Regions from separate parts of the Mus musculus genome. Here region 1 is linked to region 2. A link is a contact called in ENCODE Hi-C or POLR2A ChIA-PET data. All regions are on one chromosome and are shown on one strand. Each heading gives the region's core, a stretch centred on a gene start or an enhancer-like site at or near the end of the contact. The rest is flanking DNA. Distances are from core to core; before and after follow the strand shown. Region 1 overlaps Stard13 (StAR-related lipid transfer (START) domain containing 13). Region 2 has its middle 71 kb from the start of Kl.

Region 1 (2,740 bases), core at 169-2,668, 33 kb after region 2:
TCAGCTCCCAGCACCCACATGGGAGCTCATGGCCTTCAGTAATTCCAGTTCTAGAGGGACTCTGATGCCCTCTTCTGGCCTGTGTGGACACCGGACATGCACTGTGGCGCACAGACACACTTGCAGGCAAAACACTCATGCACTTAAGATAAAAATGACTAAACCCTTTTGAAAAATGAAAGTAGAAATGAACAAGAAATCGTACTCTTTGATTTTATACTGGGTCCCAGAATTTACACCGCAGGCCTGCTCTTTACAATCTCCACTGCTCTCCTCAGGAGGCACAAGGTGCTTAGCCATGAAGAACCCTCTGCAGGAGCGCCCCCTGCAGGAGCACCTCTCTTGCCTGCGAGCTCCCCGCCGAATGACCAAAGGTTGAGTTTCAAGTGCTCCTTTGGGTTACTTCCACCCCTTTTTCCCTTTTGTTTTCGATCCCCAGCTACCTAAAAGCCTGGGCTCAAATAGCAGTTTCTGTGGAAGGTTCCAGATCATCCTTCATCCTGTCTCAGGTAGTCAGCCGACAAGGTGATGTGCAGGCGGCAGGTTACAGAACTCTTCCCCTGGAAATGAAGTGTCTTCCCAGAATTATTAGGCTTTTAAATCTTGCGGCTCCATTATAAGGAGTGGCTGGGCGAGAGTGCTGCATTAGAATTCAAATTTCATCTAAATAGTATTAAATCTCCTCCCTGGCATCCTGTTTATGCTAATCCTTGCAGGGCTTAATGATGTTTATCAAGACTTCCATTTCCTCTTCTTTAGAAATGGGCCTCAGCTAATGAAGAAAGGTTGGCTTTATTCAGAAAGCAAGAGTCATAAAGTAGTGTGTGCTATGGGCAGCGATTCTGCGCGTGCGCGGTGTTGGTTTAGCCTTTCACTGCAGGAGCTTCGTATTTATCAGTAGCCAGAGATAACCTGAGCTGCGGCGGTGCGTGGGTGATTTAAGACAGATGTGAAAGCTCACACAACAAAGCAAGGCTGGTCTCACAAGCCACCATGTCGAATACAAATGGCTGGCAATTGAAGGCTAAACCTCTTCACTTCATCTGCAGCCATCTGCGAGGGTGAAAATGGATATGCTGTACTTCTTCATACATAAACTGCAGTATGCTGGGGAGTGTGGGAAGTGAGTGCTGGCAATGTTTTAGGGTTCTGTGCTGCTGGCTGGCTTTGACAGCCTTCTGATGAGTGCTGATGTTCGAGTGTTTAGCCTTCAGGGAAGGGACCCCCACCTCCCACTCTGCTCAATGTCAGAGCTTCATGGAAGTCTTGGAAGATGGTTCCCATGGAATGTGGCTTACAGGAAGGATGTGTGGGGGTGGTGGTATTCCTGGTCTCCCACAATCCTGGGTTGAGAGTGCAAGGCCCTGTGCAGAAGTGAATTTCAATTCCAATGGGATACCCAGGGCAGAGAAAGGACTTCTGTTTCCCTTCCCCTTCCTGGCCCTGCCTCCTTCCCCTTCCTAGCCCCGCCTCCTGTTCTTTGTCTTTAGTTTGTGTTTGCTGTAGATCTCTAGGGTAGTCTTCCCCCACTACCGATTCTCCTGGCTTCCTGCTTCTCTAGTTTTCTTGTTGCCCGCTCTTCTGTCACCTCTTTGCCACACGGAGGCACTGTCTGTGTACTCCCCTATACGTGACATGCAAAGGGAAGGCCATACACAAGGCAGTAGCTATGTTCCTTTGGACAGCCCACAGCTGTTTCTGCTTCTTTTTTTTTTAATGACGCAAGAGAAGCACCAGTGCTTCCCCAGTCGGGCTATATGGCTTGTCAGTATCTATGTCCCTGTCAGGGACCTTTTCCTACAGAGCTCTGCACACATTTTTCCCACCACGGAACTCTTTGAGACTGATACAGGGAAGAAGATAGTCTAATGGGGCTGAAGAGGGTCGGTATGTCCACTCCCTTCTCTTCCTAGGACTTCATGTCTACAGTTTTGGCTGCAGAAGGGAGATGAGACCAATCAGAGGAGTGATTTAAGTACAGACATCACTATGAATCCATGGCGTGGGGTGGTGTTTTCTATCCAGGGGCACTGCAATTCACTTATTTATATCCAAACTAGTTCAAGAAAGAATAAGACTTGTAGTGATCTATAAAAGGTTAGTTGAAAGAGACCAGAAAGGGAAATTACAACAACAAATAAAAATTAAAAAGGATTAATAAGTTGGGAAGAGGGCCACAACTAAGGAATTTGTGCCCCGAAGAGGTATCTACATTTCCTATAGTGGAATATGCATTTGGCTTTGAGCTTTCAAGCAGGCACTACAGAGAGGAAAACACACCCAGTTAGATGAACTTGGAGTCTGCGATACAAAACACAGGCCAGCGGGCCAAAAGAAACATGGTTCTCAAGGACCAAAGCCAGGGGCAAGGGGGGTTCTTCCTCTCATTCTCACAGAAAGGGCGCTACATGACACAGTGGCCAATGTCATCAACAGGATCTTGACAGTGGGTTTATTAATGAGGGCTACAGAGGGTCAGCATCACACCAATGACGAAAAGCCCTTCTAACTGTGAGAAGTGAAGTTAGTTGTAGGAGATGCTGGTTCCCTGTGGGGACCAGGGTGTCGATGCTGCCTCCCTTGGGTGTGTGTGAGAGACATCGAGGCCAAGAGAACAGGATTTAGCATAGCTGTCTGAAACGAGTCTTCTCCGTTACTGCTGGTGACCTGGTCTCTCAGTAAAACACCTATAAAAGGCTAATTCTTATATACGTATGTGTATTCATGGTACAATTGCAAC
Region 2 (2,719 bases), core at 32-2,531:
AAATTCTGGGCCGATGACTTCACTTTCTCCAGCCAGGTCCTGCCTAACTCATCGTGGGGAACGTGGGAGCCTGCACTTGTCACAGCAGCACAGGAATTTCAAAGAATTTCAAGATGGAGATGGTCATAGTTCATACAAGGAAGAATTGTTTGTCTTTCCTCTGTTTCCCATTGACATGATCAGGCAGAGCTGGTCTCTCTCTCCTCTTTATTTTTTACTACATATGTTTTTGAAAATTCCTTGTATTATTGTTTTCAATGTCGGCCCGTTCTCTGTGGCACATTCTGGGCTGAAATTCTTCCATGACCATGTGTGGCCACCTTTGAATGTGTTCTTAGCCTTTCATCTTGTTTCGAAGAAGCAAGATGCAGCTGGAGACCCAGAAATGCTGAATTCTCAGTTGCCTCTTTATCAATCCCTTGTACCAAGGATTGGTCAACTATGTGGGAGCAATTGGAAGCCCAAGTGCATTGTAATTGACACCTTTTCAAAGGACTGAGAACTATGGAAAAAATCCAGGGCTCTCACCCCAAGTCTCAATTTTTGGACTAGCTGCACCCAGACATGTCACTGGGTGAGAACCTGGAGGTGTGTGTGTGTGTCTCAGTGGGGTATACCTCAGAATTTACAGGTCTGCAGGCTCAGGTACATAATGAGTAGTTTCTCCTCCCCATCCCTTTGTAAATCCTGAATTCATCAGGAAGCTTGCAGGTCTCAGTCTGCAGTGTCTTCATTATGGAGATTATCTGCTAATTATACTTAACATGTTCTGTGGAAGACTCCAGCTCCTGTCTCAGCAGAAAACCCCAAGAAATCTACTCTGTATGGTTGTCATGGCTACTCTGTGGAGAGCAGCCTCCTCCTCAAAGAGCCAGGAGAACAGAGATTCAATTGCCAGGGTTTTCTGTCCTGGGTAGGTAATTTCAGGAGAGTTTTTCTGTGCCTTATTTTATTCTTTAAAACACAATGGGAGTAGTATTGGTCTAATGCATAAATGATGTGTATGTTGAAATTACACGGACATGGAAATCAATGGATTTGGCACGTCTGTAATGTGCTCGCACAGCAAAGCCTCATGCAATTGTGCCCATTTTCAAGGAGAGATGACAACTTTTAGCTCTAGAGGCTCGTCCGCAGTCGCAGAGCCTGAAGTGTCACCTTGAACAACCTATTTTCAATCTCTGCATAACATCTTGACTTTGGAATGTGGGAACTGGAGACGCTGTTTGTTTTACGCTCCCAAATCCTTGAACCGGAATTACAGCTTGTTCTTCTGTCTTCCCTGGGAAAGCAGGCCCCTCCACCCCTTCCTAGCGAGCTCCACAGAGCTGGAGCCCCGCTGAGTGAGCTGCTGTTTAAAATCCCTCCTGAGCCAGAGTCTGTCCAAGTTCCCCGCTGGGTGTCTGTTTTGCATCAAGCTGAGCCCAGAATTGGATCTAGTTCACCAAAACTGGACCAGCTAGACCTTGGGATTCACGGGGAAAATCATAACAGTATCTCAGTCCCTCTAAGCAGTTCCCTTGCCGCTGGCTCCCTCAGACCTTTGAGAAGCTGCAGAGCTAGTTGGATATTTCTATTCCTTGAATCCGATGCTGGGTATAAACACTGCTGGGTTTATCCCAAAACTCCTCAAAACTGATGGATAGCAGGAAGCTGCCATTTCCAAGTTGCTGTGGAATTGAGAGTCCTACTGGCATGAGAAATAGTCAGGTCCTTGTGTTGTGATTATAAAAAGATAAAGAAATATTAAGATATAATCTGTGGAGGTGTGGTGAGGTATGGGGGGAGGGGGGGCCTCAGCGGGGCCCATGCCAAGGCATCCCTTCCCCATGAGGGACCAGCCACACAACGGTATAGTATAGAATAGAGTTTATTCAGGGCACGGGGAGGGGAGTTATGAGGGTAATAGAGGCAGAGAAAGGCAGAGAGAGGGAGAGAGTAGAGAAGTAGAAACCAGCATGAACACGTGGAGAGTGGGTGGGGGGAAAGGGAATAGAGAGAGATGGGGAACAAGAAGGCAAGAGGCAAAAGAGAGAGGCAAGAGTAAGAGAGAGAGAGAGAGGAGGGGCCAAGCAGCCCCTTTTATAGTGGGCCAGGCCTACCTGGCTGTTGCCAGGTAACTGTGGGGGTGGAATCCAGACAGAATGCCAACACCTTGGTCTTCCTCTGGTTAAAAACAAAAACACCAACTTGACAAAATTGTGTTTTATAAGACGGAGACAAAGCAGACTCAGCAAGTTCTTAACAAGGGTAGGACTTCCCACAATCAAAGGCTTCTGGGTTCTCCTAAGTGCAAAGGTGAGATTTGGCAGCCTTGAGCTGTTTTTGTAGTTAATCATAGTTGTCACCTTGACGGGACTGAGAAATACCTACTAGATTACTGAGGGCACCTCTGGGTGTCCCTGTGTGTGCTTCCAGGACTCAGGCCTCATGCATGGACAGTTTAATTTAGTTCACAGTCCATGTTTGAGTGGACTGTTGAGGATCAGTGTACTGGCTAGTTTTGTGTCAACTTGACACAGCTGGAGTTATCACAGAGAAAGGAGCTTCAGTTGAGGAAATGCCTCCATGATATCCAATTGTAAGGCATTTTCTCAATTAGTGATCAAGTGGGAAAGGCCCCTTGTGGGTGGGACCATCTCTGGGCTGGTAGTCCTGGGTTATATAAGAGAGCAGGCTGAGCAAGCCAGGGGAAGCAAGCCAGTAAAGAACATCCCTC

The links. Hi-C counts contacts between places; a loop is a spot of excess contacts on that map. ChIA-PET counts read pairs that join two places held with the same protein, here RNA polymerase II (POLR2A).
Region 1: a map of left cerebral cortex shows a loop between it and region 2 (4-fold over the local background). The contact joins two enhancer-like sites. A Hi-C loop is called at or near these places in 4 of 37 maps with a recorded cell type or tissue (all left cerebral cortex). POLR2A ChIA-PET finds 5 or more read pairs at or near these places in 1 of 5 experiments (Patski).

The regions. Positions count from the first base shown.
Region 1 is chr5:151,055,558-151,058,297 of GRCm38, forward strand. The region is part of intron 7 of Stard13 (StAR-related lipid transfer (START) domain containing 13); the gene reads right to left. Among named protein-coding and RNA genes, the nearest start is that of Kl, 100 kb to the left of the region's middle. Within about 2 kb of position 1,419, at least 1 of the 3 ENCODE cell types and tissues checked has a DNase peak (open chromatin) inside an H3K27ac peak, as active enhancers do.
Region 2 is chr5:151,022,315-151,025,033 of GRCm38, forward strand. No RefSeq gene overlaps it. Among named protein-coding and RNA genes, the nearest start is that of Kl, 71 kb to the left of the region's middle. Within about 2 kb of position 1,282, at least 1 of the 3 ENCODE cell types and tissues checked has a DNase peak (open chromatin) inside an H3K27ac peak, as active enhancers do.